Regions from separate parts of the Homo sapiens genome. Here region 2 is linked to region 1. The links are chromatin loops, found by intact Hi-C in ENCODE. Cell type or tissue: gastrocnemius medialis. All regions are shown on one strand. Links, peaks and the distances in the headings refer to the core of each region. The heading gives the core; the rest is flanking DNA. Region 1 overlaps CAB39 (calcium binding protein 39). Region 2 has its middle 31 kb from the start of LINC01907.

Region 1 (10,654 bases), core at 3,133-5,632:
ATACATTAGTTAACTCTGCTGACATTTTTCACTTCAGAGTAATCAGAGGCATGATATGAATGTTGTTAAATGGCATGTCAAGAAAGACTTTTGAGATACAATTTACAGTTTAGAGCTCTCACCTGTGCTGGCCAGAGCAGACACTTCCAGCCAGGAAGTAGCATGGAGAATGCAACTGGTGGGCCCACCGGAAGCCCCGCCCACCTCCTTTGTTGTGAAAAATATACGTACAACTAGAGGGAATATGTAACATACCGGTTCCTACCCTAAACCCAGCTTCAACAGTTACGAATGTTCTGTCATTCTTGTTCCTCTAGTCCTTGCCCCCTTTTTCCTCTGACACATGACATCACTCAGTATGCATCCCTAGTACGCATTACAAAACACAGTATAACACAGTTACGTTACCATTTGCAAACCTAATGTCTAATGCCCAATCTACAGATTTCCTCAATTTTCACAAAAATGGCATTTTACAGTTCGTTTATTTAATATTACTTCCAGGCTGGACATGGTGGCTCACGCCTGTAATACCAGCATTTGGGAGGCCAAGGCGGGTGGATCACTTGAGTCCAGGAGTTTGAGACCAGCCTGGGCAATATGGTGAAACCCCGCCTCTACTAAAAATACAAAAATTAGCCGGGTGTGGTGGCACACACCTGTAATCCCAGCTATTCGGGAGGCTGAGGCACAAGAATAGCTTGAACCCAGGAGATGGAGGTTGCAGTGAGCCGAGATTGCGCCACTGCACTTTAGCCTGGGTGACAGAGCAAGACTTGATTTCCAAAAAAAAAAAAAAGTTCCAAACAAGGCCCACAAACTGAATTTGGTTAATACTCTGAGCTCTCTTTTAATCTATAATAGTTAATATTATGCCATCTCTTTGTTGAAGCCTGGATTGTTTGTTTTGTAGAAAAATCATATATTTTAGACTTGGCATTCCTGTTGCTTCTGTAACATGTTCCACTATCTGCTAGTGATTTAACTGGTAGATAGTTAGATCTGGCTTTTTTTTATTAGATTCGGATTCACTTTGAGGGGGGCAAAAGTTCATGGATGGTGCTGTGTGCTTCATATTGGGTGGCACTGGTTATCCCATTTCTGGTGATGTTCGGATTGACCGGTGGATGCAGGTGTCCTCAGTCTGTAATCTGTCCATTACAAAATTCTCATTGACCTTTCACCTCCTGGTTTTAGTTTCCATTGAGAATCATTGCCTAGATTCAGAATGGCAGTTTCCTGATTCTGTTATTTCTTCTTCATATAATTAAATTGTTTCTATAAAGAAGAACCCTTCTTCCTTGATGACTTAGTTATCCCAAAATAGTCTCATTTTTTAGTATAATCAGGTATTTTTTTTTTAGTATAATCAGTTGATGACCTGGCCACTTCCTTAGATAAGTATTGAGTTGTTTTAAGGATCATTATAAACTCACGTTTTTGTCTTTTTAAAAATTATATTTGATATGTCTCAATCCATTCCAGTCATTACTTTCTTGTGTCCAAGTTGCCCCATCTTTGGCCCTTGGGAACTCCTTCAAGTTGCCTTCTGTGTTGTTTTGGCAAGACCCCATCAGTCTGTGATTGCTTCCTTGCTTTCTGGCGTAGGATGACCATCTTGCTCATTTTGTACGAGTCCTGCCAGACCTGGAAACAGCTGTTTCTTGAAGGAGCGCTGTGAACTGCATTTTAAGATTTTTGTACTTTTGTTAATTAATTTAGACTGCTTCCATACAGTGTGATTATCTTCTTAGGCTGTGAGTACTTCTGTTAGATATTTATTTGCGGGGCCATGCTGCTAATACTAGCATGCATTTGAAGTCGTATTGCTAGTGTTAGACTACATTTGGAGGCGATTTTTTTTTTACTGGCAATTTACATGTTAGTATGCTGTTCACTCTAGTGCTCACAGGTTATACAGCATAACTGTTTGCCTTGTATTTACTGGTTTATGGTTTAATCGTTTAGACAAGCTTGACAAGCCTCCATCAAAACCTGTTCAACTTGTACCAAACTGTCTTACCCTTGTCTTTCCTGCCTTCTAAAGCTCAGCAAAGATGAATTGTATGATCAGCCATTTTGTGAGCAGATATTTCCATCAAGTAAGAGCCGGTCAGCATTCTAGCTGCATGCCTCCACTGATGCCAAGGAGTGTGGTTTTATCTTGTTGAGGATCTGTGATGTGTAAGAGGACACCACTACTAGATAACAAATGAGTACTACAGGATTTCAGAGGATAAAATGTGGTTTGGGTTAATAAGGCAAGGGTTGATAAAAGGAATAGGACTTAAGATGGGAGTTCCTAGTAGTTTAGAATTTACACAGGCAGAAAAGAGAGAAGGCATCCTAATGGCATATGACTGGGAACAAAGGTACAGGGGCAGGAATGAACATAACATGATTGGCAGCAATAAGGAGAGAATTTGAAAGTTGTGTGGCAGGTTGGGAGGTGACATTGTGCTAGAACAGGAGATCTAATAAGAGGAAGACTGGATAGTTAAGTCCAGAAGTTTGTCTTTATTTGATTAGCTAGAAGAAATCATTTTAAGCTCCCAAGCTGGAAATGCTGTTGATACACTTGTGTGTTGGGTAGATTTATTATGACAGAGCTTGAACAAAGGTGCTGGCTAGGAATCATTTCCAATTGTCCAGGTATGAATTAATGTAGCAGTGGGAATGAATAAAAGGAAATGAAACTAAGATAATCAGAAAAATATTTTTAAAAGCCTTTGAAGGCTTTTGAAGCCTGACATTGAAGTTGGGAAGATTTGGAGTAAAGAAGGAAAGGTTTAGAACTGGGCTGTCCAATATAGTAGCTACTAACCACATGTAATTAATTGAAATTAAATAATATTTATGATTCAACCCCACAGTCACACTAGACAAATTTCAGGTGCTCAGTAGCTATATGTGGCCAATCTCACCATAATGAACAGCACAGATACAGAACATGGAAATTTCTGTTAGACCTGGTTTAGAACTGGGTAACTGAAACAAAATAATGATGCCAAATTATAGAAATGAGGAAGCAGGGGGGTGGGGGTGATTTTATGGAGGGGGATGAGATTTGATTTGAGACACGTTGAGTTTATGGTAGCCCTTTAACGGAAGTTGTCCAGAGGCAACAGAAAATGCCTAACTAATTCAGGAGTAGACATGGAGGTGGGGTTAGTAGTCATGGTGGGAGCCATGAGATTGTATGGGCTTTCATTAGCAGGCTGTAGGCAACAGGTGAAGACCTCAGCCAGGCAAGAAATGGGAACAGTCAGAGAGATAGAAAGGAGAACATGAAAGGTTTTATTTTGGTTTTTTACAGCACTGTCAGGACACTTGAGTAGAAGACTCTATTTAGCCAAGAGGGAATCTTTGCTGGCCCGTTATTTCACTAGTGTGTTGGGAAATGGAATATGACTAGAGGAGAATGTGAGGTGGAAAGAAAGCCAGTGCATGCAGCTTGAGAGGAAGTAGAAGAGAGCGATGTGTTTGAGGGGGCGGAAGAGTCCAGTCAGAGGGCTTGTGCACATCTGAAGGGGAAATGCCTCTTGCTTGGCTGAGAGGTGTCTCTCTAATGGCGGGGAAGGAAGAAGCCAGAGACATGGAGATGAGCATAGGGAAGGCTGTGTGCAGAGAGCTGATGAGGGGGGTCTGCCTGCTCTGTGGCCCCTGGGCTCTCTGATGGGGACACTTTGTGAAGTCCTCAGGAGGAGGCTTATCAGCTTGGTAGTGTTTACATGTGGCTGAGAGTCTCCAAGTACTATCTTGAGTATTGAATTGAAACAACAAGGTATAAATTCTATATGTTTGTAGACCTATTTAGATATTCTGAATTTGGGGAAATATTTTGTTTTCTGTTTTTTGATTTAGCTTTTGGTTTTTCTGAGTGTCAAGAGCACCATCTGTAAAAGCTAACCCCTGTATGGAGTGGTATGACCCGAAATACTTCTCTTGAAATCTTTCAGCTTAAATAATGAACCTTTAGTCACACAGTCACTCGTATGGCTATTTTTCTTTGGTTTAAGGCGGTCATCACCAACCAGTGTGTGTTTGCACTCTGGAGTCAGTTTACCTGAGCACATGCTCTGCTCCGACTGAAATACCTTCTGTAATCTGCGATGGTCATTTAGTTAGGATACATGTCTGAAAACTGTCTTTGGCCTGAAAGTTTGAACTGTTCAGTGTTGGAGTTTTGAAAAAGCAATCATGTTTGGTTTGTTTGTTTGGTTTTTTGTTTTTGCAGGTATGAATCTCCAGAAATAGCTCTAAATTGTGGAATAATGTTAAGAGAATGCATCAGACATGAACCACTTGCAAAAATCATTTTGTGGTCGGAACAGTTTTATGATTTCTTCAGATATGTCGAAATGTCAACATTTGACATAGCTTCAGATGCATTTGCCACATTCAAGGTAACAAAAACTGTAGAATTCTAAATATCCTTGAAAGTCAGAGGTGTGCTGTTTTTCTAAACCTTCATTGCCCTCCTAAATCTACACGTGGCTGCCCTCTAGTGGGAAGAGAAAGATACATTTTGTATATGTTTGTGTGATAGAGGTATATGCAGTAAAGTCACAGCTTTAAAAGGGTGGAAAAGTTAGATTCTAAAGTCTATCTAAAAGACAAAAGTCCTGTGTGGTCAAAATTCTACTTTGCTGTTAAATTATAATTAAGTATGGTATACTGTACAGCATATGTAACAACCAGGTTTTCTCCTGTGTTTGAAACATTGTGTAGCAGTTTCTTTGGTTAAGCACCAGATGAAGTAGTTGGCTTCTGTTCAGGTTTATGTTAATTTGGAATATACACTTCATGAAATATTAGGACCACATTCAGGACAGAGATACTCACATTGTGGACAGGCCCGAGGAAACAGTGGATTCACCTCTCCCATCTCTGCTCACACTGGATCATGTCGATTAAATGTAGAGCGTGGACAGAATCACCCACACTATTCAAATCATAATGTATCTTCCCCGCTCCCCCATCTACCTTTCCTCCCTTGGTGTATATTTGTATAAATTAAATACATACATGATGTGACAGCACTGTACAACGTGCAGATTCTTGTTTTGAGTTACAAGGTTCTATGCTGTTTACAATCTATGAATAAAGCAGGAGTCTTTTACAATGAGAGCAAGCGTTTGTAGGTTACATTCCCTTATATAAATTGCCTAACCTTATGAATAAATATTTAGAACTGTTTTAATATAAACCAATACTTGCCAGGCGCAGTGGCTCGTGCCTGTAATCCCAGCACTTTAAGAGGCTGAGGCGGGCGGATGACCTGAGGTCGGGAGTTCGAGACCAGCCTCACCAACATGGAGAAACCCCGTCTCTACTAAAAATATAAAATCAGCCGGGCGTAGTGGCGCATGCCTGTAATCACAGCTACTCGGGAGGCTGAGGCAGGAGAATCGCTTGAACCCAGGAGACGGAGGTTGTGGTAACCCGAGAATCACACCATTGCACTCCAGCCTGGGCAACAAAAGCGAAACTCCATCTCAAAAAAAAAAAAAATGTATACACGCACACACACACACAGCCCAAAGAAAATACATATATACACACCAGTATTTAGCATACTGATATGCAGACGACCATGCTCAGAAACCATGAACACTATCACAGTGAGAAGTGGCCACCTTTCTTCTGAGGGTTCATTTTCATGATTATGAAAAGCCCCTGAAATAATGAGCACACACTTTGGTCTCTGGGTGAAATATGTCCCACCTCAGAGTGAATGAATGCCCTAAAGATAGGATGAAACCTGGGGACCTGATCATTAGGGTTTTACCTTGAATGAGAATCAGGTCATAAGGCCCCCAGGGATTTATTGAATGAGAATCAGGTCATAGTATGAGAGCTCCCCAGGAATTTATTTCCCAAAACTCTTAAAGAGGGAGTTGAAAGCCTCAGGTGAGGACCCAGATATTTGTATGTAGGTGTACAAAGCAAAACAAAATGAATTTGAGATTATAACATAGAGTGATCAATATGATGTCTTAGGTGTCACCACAGTTGGTGGGCTAGGACTCATGCTTATAATGCATCGGTGGAAGGGTATGTCCCATTCAGAAGTAGCAGACCTGCCATGAAGGGCGGTGTAGCAGCACCATGTGTCAAAGAGAGATTCCCCTGTGTGGAAGGACAGCCAGGAGCCTGAGGGTGGCAGTACTCTGGCCACATGAGGGTGAAGGAAGAGGATTGAGCAGCAGTGGTGTGGGAGAATGCAGCAAGACCCCTGACCCCGTCAGGATGTGGTTGACATGCTTCTGGCACAGATGGCAAAGGTGGCTCAGAGGTGAGAGAGATGTACTGACTATGTGCTGGAAATGGGATTTGCAGTGAGTCTCGTCTGGCCTGGCTGATAATTTCATTTCAGTTAGGGTTACTTCTTTTGATAATTCTCACCAAGGAGAAAATGGCAGTGATGGATCGCTATGGGTAAAGCAGCCCTATCAGGTCATGGTGGCCAGAGAGGGAGACTGGGCAGCCAGGCAGGTCACCCCTACTTGATAAAGAGGAAGCTTCATAAAACAAGGTAGTGTCCTAAGGGTGAGCTCTGGAAGAGAGAGCACTGGGGAGCTGGCCTGGACTGTGCATCTCAGGTGCTCCTTATTGCATGGAAAGGAAGGAGCTGAGAGGAGAGGCCCCCCAAAAGAGGGTTCTCCAAGAAACAAAATTAAGCAGAGTCTACAGCCAAGACAACATGTGAAAGAGAGGACAGACCTCCCATCATAATTTCAGGGTAGCTAAACTAGCAGACAGGTGGAAGTCACCTTCCTACTCCTCCCTGAAAGAAACTCCAGTCAGGGAAGAAAGGAAGACCAGCAGGAACAGCCTTACAGCTGCACACCAGAGGCGCTGACAAGGAGGGACACGTTGCTGCTCCTCTCCTGTCTTGCTGCTAGTCTCCTGTTTGCAGAGCATATTCTTATAATGGAAAAGAAGAATAGATCTATGGTTCATGCTTTCCTTTGAGAATGTGGCAAGAGCGCCCTCCCAGAAAACGTGCTCTGCACACAAAAATTTCCAAACATGTGGCTCATCCATAGCCCTGGAACAGGTGCTGAGTCTTTAAAGGAAATTAGAACTGCTCTAGGCCAGGCATGGTGGCTCACGCCTGTAATCCCACCACTTTGGGAGGCTGAGGTGGGTGGATCACCTGAGGTCAGGAGTTTGAGACCAGCCTGGCCAACATGATGAAACCCCGTCTCTACTGAAAATACAAAAAATTAGTTGTGGTGACATGCGCCTATAGTCTCAGCTACTCAGGAGGCTGAGGCATAAGAATCCCTTGAACCTGGGAGGCAGAGGTTGCAGTGAGCCGAGATCACTCCACTGCACTCCACCCTGGGCGACGGAGTGGGACTCTGTTTAAAAAAAAAAAAATGCTCTAAATATGTCCAAAATTCATAGCTTGAATAAATGGATGCTCAGATAGTAAACCAGATGGCCAAATATTTGTAAATTTTTTTTTCTTTTTTGAGGAATTAAGGAGATGGAGAGGGGCATTAGAAAGCCAAAAATGTTTCCAATGTTCTAGAATAAAAGAAGGTAGCCTCACCAGACTGTGCCTGTGTAAGGTTCTAGAAAGTATGTCTAAAGAGATGGTTTCTGCCACTCAAAACCACACAACTACATGGAAACTGAACAACCTGCTCCTGAATGACTACTGGGTAAATAACGAAATGAAGGCAGAAATAAATACGTTCTTTGAAACCAATGAGAACAAAGACACAACCTACCGCAATCTCTGGGACACATTTAAAACAGTGTGTAGAGGGAAATTTATAGCACTAAATGCCCACAAGAGAAAGCAGGAAAGATCTAAAATTGACACCCAAATATCACAAAAGAACTAGAGAAGCAAGAGCAAACACATCCAAAAGCTAGCAGAAGGCAAGAAATAACTAAGATCAGAGCAGAACTGAAGGAGATAGAGACACAGAAAACTTTTCAAAAAATCAGTGAATCCAGGAGCTGGTTTTTTGAAAAGATCAACAAAATTGATAGACCGCTAGCAAGACTAATAAAAAAGAAGAGAGAAGAATCAAATAGACGCAATAAAAAATGATAAAGGGGAGATCACCACCGATCCCACAGAAATACAAACTACCATCAGAGAATACCATAAACACCTCTATGCAAATAAACTAGAAAATCTAGAAGAAATGGATAAATTCCTGGACACATACACCTTCCCAAGACTAAACCAGGAAGAAGTTGAATCGCTGAATAGACCAATAACAGGCTCTGAAATTGAGGCAATCATTAAAAGACTGTCAACCAAAAAAACTCCAGGACCAGACGGATTCACAGCCAAATTCTGCCAGAGGTACAAGGAGAAGCTGGTACCATTCCTTCTGAAACTATTCCAATCAACAGAAAAAGAGGGAATCTTCCCTAACTCATTTTATGAGGCCAGCATCATCCTGATACCAAAGCCTGGTAGAGACACAACAAAAAAAAACTTTAGACCAATATCCCTGATGAACATCAATGCGAAAATCCTCAATGAAATACTGGCGAACTGAATCCAGCAGCACATCAAAAAGAGTATCCACCACGATCAAGTGGGCTTCATCCCTTCGATGCAATGCTGGTTCAACATACGAAAATCAATAAACATAATCCGTCACATAAACAGAACCAAAGACAAAAACCATGTGATTATCTCAATAGATGCAGAAAAGGCCTTTGACAAAATTCAACAGCCTTTCGTGCTAAAAACTCTCAATAAACTAGGTATTGATGGAACGTATCTCAAAATAATCAGAGCTATTTATGACAAACCCACAGCCAATATCATACTGAATGGGCAAAAACCGGAAGCATTCCCTTTGAAAAGTTGCACAAGACAGGGATGCCCTCTCTCACCACTCCTATTCAACATAGTGTTGGAAGTTCTGGCCAGGGCAATCAGGCAAGAGAAGGAAATAAAGGGTATTCAATTAGGAAAAGAGGAAGTCAAATTGTCCCTGTTTGCAGATGACATGATTGTATATTTAGAAAACCCCATCATCTCAGCCCAAAATCTCCTTAAGCTGATAAGCAACTTCAGCAAAGTCTCAGGATACAAAATCAAGGTGCAAAAATCACAAGCATTCTTATACACCAATAACAGACAGAGAGCCAAATCATGACTGAATTCCCATTCACAATTGCTACAAAGAGAATAAAATACCTAGGAGTGCAACTTACAAGGGATGTGAAGGACCTCTTCAAGGAGAACTACAAACCACTGCTCAACGAAATAGAAGAGGACACAAACGGAAGAACATTCCATGCTCATGGATAGGAAGAATCAATATCATGAAAATGGCCATACTGCCCAAGGTAATTTATAGATTCAATGCCATTCCCATCAAGCTACCACTGACTTTCTTCACAGAATTGGAAAAATCTACTTTAAAGTTCATATGGAACCAAAAAAGAGCCCGCATTGCCAAGACAATCGTAAGCACAAAGAACAAAGCTGGAGGCATCACACTACCTGACTTCAAACTCTACTACAAGGCTACAGTAACCAAAACAGCATGGCACTGGTACCAAAACAGAGATATAGACCAATGGAACAGAACAGAGGCCTCAGAAATAACACCGCACACCTACAACCATCTGATCTTTGACAAACCTGACAAAAACAAGAAATGGGGGAAAGGATTCCCTATTTAATAAATGGTGCTGGGAAAACTGGCTAGCCATGTGTAGAAAGCTGAAACTGGACACCTTCCTTACACCTTATACAAAACTTAATTCAAGATGGATTAAAGACTTAAATGTTAGACCTAAAACCATAAAAACCCTAGAAGACAACCTAGGCACTACCATTCAGGACATAGGCATGGGCAAGGACTTCATGACTAAAATACCAAAAGCAATGGCAACAAAAGCCAAAATAGATAAATGGGATCTAAATAAAGAGCTTCTGCACAGCAAAAGAAACTACCATCAGAGTGAACAGGCACCCTACAGAATGGGAGAAAATGTTTGCAATCTACCCATCTGACAAAGGGCTAATATCCAGAATCTACAAAGAACTTAAACAAATTTACAAGAAAAAAATCAAACAACCCCATCAAAAAGTGGGCAAATGATATGAACAGACACTTTTCAAAAGAAGACATTTATGCAGCCAACAGACACATGAAAAAATGCTCATCATCTCTGGTCATCAGAGAAATGCAAATCAAAACCACAATGAGATACCATCTCACACCAGTTAGAATGGCGATCATTAAAAAGTCAGGAAACAACAGGTGCTGGAGAGGATGTGGAGAAATAGGGACACTTTTACACTGTTGGTGGGCGTGTAAACTAGTTCAACCATTGTGGAAGACAGTGTGGCGATTCCTGAAGGCTCTAGAAATAGAAATACCATTTGACCCAGTGATCCCATTACTGGGTATATCCCCAAAGGATTACAAATCATACTACTATGAAGACACATGCACACGTATATTTACTGTTGCACTATTCACAATAGCAAAGACTTGGAACCAACCCAAATGTCCATCAGTGACAGACTGGATTGAGAAAATGTGGCACATATACACCATGGAATACTATGCAGCCTTAAAAAAGGATGCATTCGTGTCCTTTGTAGCGACATGGATGAAGCTTGAAACCATCATTCTGAGCAAACTGTTGCAAG
Region 2 (10,654 bases), core at 3,272-5,771, 130 kb before region 1:
CAGTCTAGTGGTGGGAAGATTTTCTCCCTCCCCCTCCCCACTCACTTATGTGCACCGGCATCCACGCAGCCTCCACTTTCACAGGCTGAGGTGCTGTCTCATTTCTCTCACCCTCTGCCACACCACCCCTTGGGTCTCCCTGACATTGCGCTGCTTTCTCAGGCCTTGGCTGGAGCACAGTGCAGAGGGGGTGGGGATGGGGGAGCACTCCTCATCGCTGCTTTTCAGAGGATCCCCCTCCACTCTTCAAAAGAAAGGATGGGAAGTGGGGTGTGGGGCTGTGTGCTAAGGAAGGCTCTCCTTCCAGCTTCTACTGCCTGCCCCCCACCTCAGGATCAGAAGTGGGGGGCTCCAAGGGCCCCTCATTCCAGAGCCCATGGGCTAAAGCAAGTAAAGATGAGTGAGGATTAAAGCAAAAGGCAAACATGAGGACACAGAGCCTGCCCTCCCTGTCGCAGCAACCTGGTGAGGATGAACTCAGAGGCTGGCCCTAGTGGTGGAAAGTTAAGGAAAGACTGCCAGAAGATGAATGCCAAAAACCTAGGGCTCCCCTTCTTCCTCCCCATATCCAAGCCCTCATCCTCCTTAGACATACATCCAGAGTCTGACTGCTCCTCCCGCCTCCACAGCCACCACCCTGGTCCATCCTTTGTCCCGACTCACGTAGATCATGACATCTCTCTCCTTCCTGCACGTCCAGCCGCCCCAACCACCCTCATCACACAGCCAGACCAGCCCTCTCGTGTTTCCCAAATCTCCATGATGGCTCACAGGTTCCCATGGATTCCTGTGGACTCCCAGGATCACTTCAGCCACAGGGAAGTGTGCTCCTGACTCAGGGCCTTTTCATTTCTGGTACCTTCTGCCTCGGAGGCCCTTCCCCCTGGAGCCCTGGGCTGACTCCCTTACCCTTCAGACTTTCACTAGCATCTACCAGAGCCTTCCTCTGACCTCCCTGTGTTAATGACAACAGCTCTCCACCCTGCTGCATACCCTAACATGCTGAGCAGCTTTCTTTTCTCCACACCACGTGTTGCCACCAGACAAAAGTGCTACAAGCTCCTGGAGGGAGGGACCAGGTCTATAGTTCACTGCCATATCCACAGTCCCTCATGTACTCCCTCAGTGCTTGCTGAGTGAGTGAGTGAATGAATGAATGAGCGAACCACAAGAATATTATTTGACCTCAAGAACACCGCAGGAACTGGCAGGGGGACCATGATCTTCCTGAACGCTCTGCATGAGATGACTTGGCAGATCCCACGGACTTGCCTTCTTAAAACCACCCTGGAGGCCGGGCACGGTGGCTCATGCCTGTAATCCTAGCACTTTGGGAGGCCGAGGTGGGCTGATCACGTGAAGTCAGGAGTTCAAAACCAGCCTGGCCAACATGGTGAAACCCCATCTCTACTAAAAATACAAAAAAAAATTTGCCTGCATGGTAGCGGGTGCCTGTAATCCCAGCTACTTGGGAGGCTGAGGAAGGAGAATTGCTTGAACCCTGGAGGCAGAGGTTGCAGTGAGCCAAGATTGCACCACTGCACTCCAGCCTGGGTGACAGAATGAGACTCCATCTCAAAAAAAAAAAAAAAAAAAAAAACCCACCCTGGAAACAGGGAGAGAATCAGAGCGAAAGCTTCCAGTTCAAACGCAGGTTGAGAATGAGGTTTGCAGAGCCAGCGGGCAGTGAGTGCTGACCGAGAAGACCCATGGCGGCCCACTGCAGTGGGGGCGGCGGCAGTGTGACCTTGTTGAAACTAGCCGCTCCAGTGACCCAAGGCTGGGGGAGATTTGGCTCTGCTACTTTCCAGCACTGTGAGCTTGGGAGCCTTACCTGCTCCGAGCTTCAGTTTCCTTACTTGTATAATGGGGATTAAATAACACACTTTTTTTTTTTTTGAGATGGAGTCTCACTCTGTTGCCCAGGCTGGAGTGCAGTGGCACTATCTTGGCACTATCTGCAACCTCCGACTCCCGGGTTCAAGCAATTCCCCCGCCTCAGCCTGCCCAGTAGCTAAGATTACAGACACACGCCACTACGCCCAGCTAATTTTTGCATTTTGGGTAGAGACGGGGTTTCACCATGTTGGCCAGGCTGGTCTCGAACTCCTGACCTCAAGTGATCCACCCACCTCGGCCTCCCAAAGTGCTGGAATTACAGGTGTGAGCAACCACGCCCAGCCCTAACACACTTTCTTTATTGCCCTTGAATCAACCGCATTCCAAGGCCAACGTCATTTGGAAAGGTTGACCTAGATTTCCTTTTCCATCTCCACTGGGACCTCCCCTTTCACCCACCGGAACCCAGGAGGCTCTGATGCCTTGAACACACAGAAGGGCTCCTAATCTTTTGTACATCAAAGTCGCCCCAGCTTCTTTGCTGCCCAAGCTCACTGGTGTGGTTTCCTAATGTCCCCGACAGTTTGGGAGATCTCTGCCAAGGCTGGCCACCTGGTACCAGCCCAGGTGCCCCACCTGTCTCCCACCCCCAGGTCTCTGGTCACCTCCTGGATACTGTGAGTACTGGAGAACTTGCTGCTTGGGGACACCAGCACTCTCTCCCCTGAGGGCTGGGGCATATGCTCTCCAGACCCACCTTTCTCCTTCCCTCTCAGGACCCCTGGAGTGATCTCATCAACATCTGGCTTAACTCATCAGGGGATTTTCTGCAAGTGAGAAGGCTAATGCCTCTGGGGCCAGGCAGGCCTGGTGAATGTATGACAAAACTGCAGGGCATGGTAGGAGCGTGTACTGGTTTTCTAGGGCGCCGTAATGAAGTACACACAAACTGGGTGGCTTAGAACAATGGAACTGTGTCGACTCACAGGTCTGGAAGCCAGAAGCCTGAAATCGAGGTGTTAGCAGCACCATGCTCCCTCCAAAAGCACTGGGAAGGATCCATTCCAGGCCTCTCCCTGAGTTTCTGGGGGTTGCTGGCCGTTTTTGGCATTCCTTGGCTTGGAGACACGTCACCCAGTCTCTGCCTTCAGCATGTGGTATCTTCCCTGTGTGTGTCTGTGTTCCCATTTCCCCTTTTTCGAGGACAGAAGTCAGATCAGGGGCCCACCCTACTCCAGTATGACCTCATCTTAACTCATTACATCTGCAATGACCCTCTTTCCAAATAAGGTCACATTCTGAGATACTGGCAGTTAGAACTTCAACATGCATATTTGAAGAGGGTGCAATTTAGCCCCTAACAGGGCTGACGAGCCCTAGAGGGTGAGCAAGTCCACTCCAGTTTACTGTTGCCCTGCAGGGCTCTGGGAGCCTGTCCAGGGTTTCCTGGGACAAGGTACTTTCTGTGCCTAAACTGGGTGAGTCCCAGGAAGCCAGCTTGGTTAGTCACCTCAAATGGGGCCCTATCTTCTTATGTTTCAAGAGAAGTCAGAAACTCTGACTTCACGTGAAATCTCCCAGTTTTTGAATGGGCATCTAATTTGACAAATTTTAAAATCCTGGGCCCCATCTGAGGGTGTCTAGCCTGCGAGTGGCCAGTGGTCACCCATTGCCTAGCATGGCAGGGCAAATTGTAAGACTCCAAAAACTGCAAATAACAGCAACTGTGGCCATGAGCTCAGGCTGGGCAACTTGTTCTGGGGCCCTGCATCAGCCCCATCTCTTTGGAAGCCTTCCTGGGCCCCTACTACCCATGCTCAGCAATGCTTCTGGCTCCAGAAACTTCCAGCACTGTTTCAGATAGGGGGACTGGCATTTGCAAACTGTCTTGGAGTTGGTGACCCAGAAGGAGGGACCCCAGACTAGAGGAAGATGAGAAGGCAGAGAGTACCAGACAGTGCCATCTAGGGAGAAGAAACAAGTCATGAATATCTGATGTAGGGATGGGACGGACACTAAGTGGGAAAGGCCACCCTGCTGCCCAGCCCCCACCACCGCCAGCACCACCAGGCTGGCCATCTCTTTCCCACCTTCCCCACCACCATGCACGTGGTGCCATGCACCGCTGCTCCTCACCCACTCAGACCAGCTCCAGCACCTTTGGAGGTGAGATTAGCTTCTCACACAACTTCTAAGTCTTGATCATAGCACATGCTCTGCGGTTTTGCTGATGGTGACTAACGGAGGGAATTTCAGGCTAGATCAGAAAGGAAGGTGGAACAGGGTAAAGTGGGTGAGGATGAGGCTTTCTGGTTGCTCCTCCCCAGTGTCCAGGAAGTTGCCCATCCAAGCCTCTTTCCCCTGGTGGGGCTTGCCGTGCTGTGTCTCTGGTTTGCTGGCCTGGGCAGTGCCACACTGCCAGGCTTTGCAGATCTGGAAGGGGAAGGAACAAGCCAAAGAGGAAGTGGCATCAAGAAGAAGATGGGAAGGGCAGTCTCCCCCTTCCCTCTTGCCAGGCCTGCAGAATTGGGGAACCCGTATAAAAGACAACATCCCTGCTGGGAGCTGCACCCTCTGCCCGGCCCGGCCCCAGGTGCCCTGATCTGCCTGCCACGACCTGGGCAAAGCATGCTGTTCCTGCACATACTCGGGCTTTCTGAAACCTGAGAAGGCAAGGGGGGTGAGGGAGAGTCCCACACAGCCCAGGCCCAGCTGGTCAGGCTAATTTTAGGTTTTTCTCAGCCTGACTGAGGCCTACTAATCTCCACCATGCCAGAGAATGCACATGGAGCAGAGGCTGTCTTTACTCATGATGCCCCCTCATCCCTCCAAAAAGCTCCTTTTTCTGTCCAATTTCAATTTCTCTTTGACCTGCCCCAGGCCCACCCATCCCAGGAAATCTGCCCCGACCACCACCTCACAAAGAGAGCTCTCCCTTTCTCAGTGTGTGGGGTAACTGTGGTTGGAAACCACAGTACAGCCCTGTGTCCCCAGCCCTGGCACAGTGCTTAGCTCAAAATAAGCCCTTGGTAAGTGTGGGTGGAATGAATGAATGAGCGTTTTATTACACAGTGACAGCATGCTACATGCAGGTTAGGTCTAAAGTTAGCAAATAAGGTTAAAAGAGTTCAGAGTTTAAATTACCCTTGAAACTCCATCAGGAAGACAGCTTATTGGGATTGACATTAGATCTCCTCAAGAAGTCCAGTACAAATCCATTTCCTTTTGTTGAGGAGAGGGACCTGGACCGCTGGCCCAGCTCCCCAGCCCTTGGCCCAACACACGCACTTGCTCAGGAATTCCCGAGGTTTATGGGACATGCCTCCAAAAAAACATACATCTAGAACTCCTAGATGTAAGAGCCTTCCCATCGCCCATCAGCCTTCTCCAGGGACTCTGCCGCTGTTGTCATGACAGCCAGGACAGAGTCTAGTGGAGCCTCGGGAAGTCCGACAGGCTGAGAATGAAGTCAACCAGAGGCAGAGAGGGGCCCCCACACAGAGAGTGGAAATCAGAGGCCTTTGGTGAACAGCCAAAATGACCAAGTTTTGAAGAACTCCCTGAAGTATGCCAATAACAAGAAAAAGGGGAAACTCGTCAGCTCCAGGCATCAAATGAGACATGCCCCAGGCTAGAGCCTGAAAAGGCCAGCAGGGAAGGGGGGCTTTCTCCTCTTACCCCATTTTCCTCCCTATGTTTCAATGAGTTTTTCCTATTGTTTTATTTGAGAATTTCCAAACACATAGAAAATATGGAAAGAATAGTACAGCAAACACTCACGAGCCCTTCATCTATGTTCAGCGACTGTTTAGATTTTGCCTTGTTCTCTGTCTACCTGTATTTGAAACATTTGAGAGTGAGTTACATAAATCACGACACAGCCCCAAATATTTCAGCTGCATCTCATAAGAATTGTCCATTCTCCTGCATAACCACAAGACCAAGTTTAAGGGTAATTGAGTTAAAAAAAAAACACCCACAACTTTTTTTTTTTTTTTTAAATAAAGAAGCTTTGCATGACTAGAAAAATAAGGGAGGGTCAGGGATTCCAGAGAAAAATTATACCAGACCAAGCTTAGATTTGTTCTGATAAACTTCTAAACTGGGTTCTCAGGCCGGGCGTGGTGTCTCAGGTGGGGCGTGGTGGCTCACGCCTGTAATTCCAACACTTTGGGAGGCTGAGGTGGGTGGATCACCTGAGGTCAGGAGTTTGAAACCAGCCTGACCAACATGGTAAAGCCCTGTCTCTATGAAAAATACAAAATTAGCCAGGCATGGTGATGCATGCCTGTAATCCCAGCTACTCAGGAGGCTGAGGCAGGAGAATCGCTTGAACCCGGGAGGTGGAGGTTGCAGTGAGCGGAGATGGCACCATTGCACACCAGCCTGGGCAACAAGATCAAAACTCCATCTCAAAAAAAAAAGAAAGAAAGAAAGAAAGAAAGAAAGAAAGAAAGAAAGAAAGAAAGAAAGAAAGAAAGAAAGAAGGAAAGAAAGGAAGAAAGAAAGAAAAGATATCTAAATTGGGTTCTCATTACAGAAAAACAAGTAAGCGTTCAGCTCTGCCAAACATCTATGCAAGAAGTCTGTAGATGCATATTTAACAGCAAGTCTCCAAATCATATATTTATACTTCCCAAATGATGTTTTGAGAAACTGGAGCTGTTCTATATTTATGCTTATCACATAGTAAGTGCTTAATAAGTTCAAATGCAAACTTTGTCTTTGGGGCAGTAGAAAGTCTTCAAAGCCCACCATCTGAGCCTACATGGGTGATATAGTTTGGTTTTGTGTCCCCACACAAATCTCATCTCGAATTATAATTCCCAGGTATTGAGGGAGGGATCTGTGATTGGATCAAGGGGGCAGTTTCCCCCATGCTATTCTCATGAGATCTGATTGCTTTATACACGTTTGGAAATTCCTCCTTCTTTTGTTCTTTTCTTTCCTGCCGTTTTGTAAAGGTGCCTGTTTCCCCTTCTGCCATGATTGTAAGTTTCCTGAGGCCTTCCCAGCTATGCAGAACTGTGAGTCATAAATTAAACCTCCTTCGTTTATAAATTACCCCGTCTCCAGTCTCGGGTAGTATCTTTGTGGCAGTGTGAATACTAATACAATGCAGCTGGCTCAAACTGAATGAGCCCTGACTCTGCCTCACAGGAATGGCCTTTAGCTAACCACAAGATGATCTCTCTGATCCCATCAAACACCTGCTCTAGCTGCTCTGAGGAGACCTCCTTAGCCACCCAAGTCCTCCCAGCTTTCCTTACATAAATCTCTAGTTCATTTGTGACCACTATCACAAATTAGCTGTTAATTTGTCCTCTATTTTTCCCTGTGGGTTAGTCTTATTTCCCTAATACTAGCCTAAGACTATCTTCCTCTCCACTGTGGCTCACAACTGGCAGCCAAAGTTTCTTGGTTGACTCCAGCCCCCTAAAGATGGGGCAGAGAATGCCAGTCCCTGGTGTGCCAGGAACTGAGCTAAGCACCTTCCAAATAAGGTCTCATTTAATCTTCACAAAACTCTATTGTATGAGTACTAGCATAGCTCCTAATTTAGAGATGAGAAAATTAAGGCTCTCAGAGATTAACAGAAGTCACAACAGCCACCAAGTAGCAGAGGTGATTTGTAGTGACCTGAACTGGTCTCTCAGTAGACAAGTTAACAAGTAAGACAGGTTAATTTTTAACCTGGGTTAAAAATCTCAAGGCACTAAGATGCCAGACTGTAGGGCAAGGGCCCTTTGTGGTTTTCCATGCATATTGGATGGGTGGGGGCCAGGGAGAAGATGCTTCAGGCTCCCATGCGTGGAGCAGGTTACATTGGCATTCCTAGGGTTCTATTTCATGCATGAACTTTGTATCCTCCTGTGGACTCCCACAGGTTTTTTTTTTTTTGAGACAGGGTCTCCCTCTGTTGCCCAGGCAAGACTTAAGACTTCAGTGGCGGGCCGGGCGCGGTGGCTCACGCCTGTAATCCCAGCACTTTGGGAGGCCGAGGCGGGCGGATCATGAGGTCAGGAGATCCAGACCATCCTGGCTAACATGGTGAAATCCTGTCTCTACCAAAAATACAAAAAAAAAATTAGCCGGGCTTGGTAGCGGCGCCTTGTAGTCCCAGCTACTCGGGAGGCTGAGGCAGGAGAATGGCGTGAACCCGAGTGGAGGAGCTTACAGTGAGCCGAGATCGTGCCACTGCACTCCAGCCTGGGCGACAGAGCGAGACTCCATCTCAAAAAAAAAACAAAAACCAAAAAAAAGACTTCAGTGGCACCATCATGGCTCACTGCAGCCTCAGCCTCCCCGGTTCAATCAATCTTACTACCTCAGCCTCTGAAGTAGCTGGGATTACAGGCACACGCCACCATGCCTGGATGATTTTTGTATTTTTTGTAGAGATGGGGTTTCGCCATGTTGCCCAGGCTGGTCTCTAACTCCTGAGTTCAAGCTATCCTCCCACCTCGACCTCCCAAACCGTTGGGATTACAGGCGTGAGGCACAGTGCGTGGCCGAGAGTCTGTTTTCTATTCTAGCCTTCTCCTCGGATTTCACACAACAGGTGCTCCATAAATACTCAGTGAATCCAGGCAGGTATGAAGAAATGTAATTTGTTTCTCCTTTATCCATCCCCCTGAGCAAATGTCCAGACGGCGGAGTCCAAGGGAATGCTACGACCCACCCGTTTGTATCCCGTTAACCTTCCTGCTGCTGACCCGGGAGCAACTGCGTGGAGTGGGCGTGTGCTCTCGGTTGCTCAGGTTGTATCCTGAGATCCTGGCATGGTCTTCCAGGGGAATATTTTTTCCACTGCAGATGACCAGAGGAAGATACCCTACATTCTTCCATAATACGGAGGACAGCTGTGTGGGTTACAGGGGAGGCCAGAAATGAAGCAGGGATGGTGGAACTCGAGACAAAGAAGAAACAAAGGACTGCCCTTAACAGATGCCTTCATTGTTTGACCGGTTCATTATCCAGAACATATGAAGGAAGGAATAAAGAGGGGATCTCAGTTCTTTTTCTCAAACGGCCAAAGAAAACCTTTTGTTGTTGTTGTTTTGAGCAAGAACCTTGTACTGGTACATGAAGAATAGATGAGAAAAGTGTGCAGTGAGTTTGAAAAATATTATTGAGATCTTGAACTTCCACCTTAGCCTGGGTTCCATTGGCTTGGGGAAATTTTAGGCTTTGTTACAGATGTTAAATTATGAAAAAAATCTAGGTACAATTCAGCTTCTATAGGAAAAAACAAACAACAACAAAAAAAACAAAAATAAAAACAAACAAAACAGGCTTGCAGGTCAGGCTATTGCCTTGAAAACAAAAGATAATTAAAGATTACTTACGGCTGCGCACGGTGGTTCACGCCTGTAATCTCAGCACTTTGGGAGGCCGAGGCCGGTGGATCACCTGAGGTTGGAAGCCTGAGACCAGCCTGACCAACATGGAGAAACCCCAACTCTACTAAAAATACAAAATTAGCCGGGCATGGTGGCACATGCCTGTAATCCAGAGGCAGGAGAAACGTTTGAACCCGGGAGGCGGAGGTTGCAGTGAGCCGAGATCGCGCCATTGCACTCCAGCCTGGGCAACAAGAGTGAAACTTCGTCACAAAAAATAAAATGTAATAAAGATTACTTTATCCAAACCCCCTCCCAAGTAAGTTTTTCAAAAAAATGTGCTCTCCCTCTCCTGTGGGTAAGGGAGGAGACCACCCCTCATATTGCCTTATGCCCAATTTCTGCCTCCAAAGAAAGAAAAAGTAAAAACTAAAAGGCAGAAATGAAATCCACAAGCAGTCAGCCCGGCGCCACACCCTGGTCCTCGAAGTTAAAGATCGACCCCTGACCTAATCGGTTATGTTATCTATAGATTACAGACATTGTATAGAAAAGCACTGTGAAAATCCCTGTCCTGTTTTGTTCTGATCTAATTACCGGTGCATGCAGCCCCCAGTCACGTACCCCATGCTTGCTCAATCGATCACGAGCCTCTCACGCCCACCCCCTTAGAGTTGTGAGCCCTTAAAAAGGACAGGAATTGCTCACTCAGGGAGCTCGGCTCTTGAGACAGGAGTCTTACCGATGCCCCCGGCCGAATAAACCCCTTCCCTCTTTAACTCAGTGTCTGAGGAGTTTTGTCTGTGACTTGTCCTGCTACACAGGGAAATTAGAGAAGAGCTGGTCCCTCCAGCCCTGAAAATAGTAGCCAAGACAGAGAAAGGGGGTAGGGGAAGGAAAGCAATGCCAGGTATGTCCCAGTCAGAGGGACCAATAGGATATAAACAAGGTGGAGGGTAGCAGGAACCCCTTCTCCTCCTCACCCCAGCCCACCCTATTCCCTACTCAGGCCTCTGGGAGAAGGTTGCTGAGAGGCTGCCTGCACCTGCTTGGGATGCAGCCTCATCAGCGTGTCTTGGTTAGGCAGGATGCTGCCAACAGCTGAGCTCTGCTAAGCCACCCTTAGACCTTTGGCAGCATGAGCCAGACTTTGGAGGAGCTGCAAGTCTAAATGAGAAGCTTCCAGAGGGGTCCATTGTAGCAGGACAGTTAGGGTGTAAGCAAATTGCTAAGGTTGGAACCAAGCACAAGCTCCGGGCAGACCTCAGAGGGGTCTTCAGCCCCAGTGGGAGCTGGGGTGCAGTGAGCCGTGGTGCAACCCTGCCGAAGCATCGCCAGGGACACAGAATGGACCCCGAGGGTACAACAGCCACAGAGTTCACCTTGCTGTACCCTTGCTCTGCAGAGCTGGCCCGGGGGAAGAGGTGCCACTTTGGCATAGGGACCAAGAAGCGTCCCAGAACAAAGCAAGC

Evidence for each region. Peaks named below come from ENCODE experiments on the same cell type or tissue, not always from the same donor. Only the 100,000 strongest peaks of a DNase experiment are listed, where the experiment ranks them.
Region 2: a loop joins it to region 1, with 5 times the contacts of the local background. A loop is called at or near these places in 11 of 110 quality-filtered maps.

The regions. Positions count from the first base shown.
Region 1 is chr2:230,794,492-230,805,145 of GRCh38, forward strand. CAB39 (calcium binding protein 39) reads left to right here. Exons shown (of 9, transcript NM_016289.4): 5 at 4,238-4,406. Among named protein-coding and RNA genes, the nearest start is that of ITM2C, 65 kb to the right of the region's middle. In gastrocnemius medialis, for the core only: CTCF peaks have their summits at 4,521 (motif pointing left) and 4,720; a DNase peak (open chromatin) is centred at 3,527; H3K27ac peaks cover 1,049 bases.
Region 2 is chr2:230,664,344-230,674,997 of GRCh38, forward strand. No RefSeq gene overlaps it. Among named protein-coding and RNA genes, the nearest start is that of LINC01907, 31 kb to the right of the region's middle. RefSeq lists enhancers at 3,155-3,634, 3,675-3,724, 3,745-3,824, 4,205-4,424, 4,625-4,764 and 2 more. In gastrocnemius medialis, for the core only: no CTCF peak of the experiment used is centred there; DNase peaks (open chromatin) are centred at 3,278, 4,518 and 4,827; H3K4me3 peaks cover 429 bases; H3K27ac peaks cover 2,500 bases.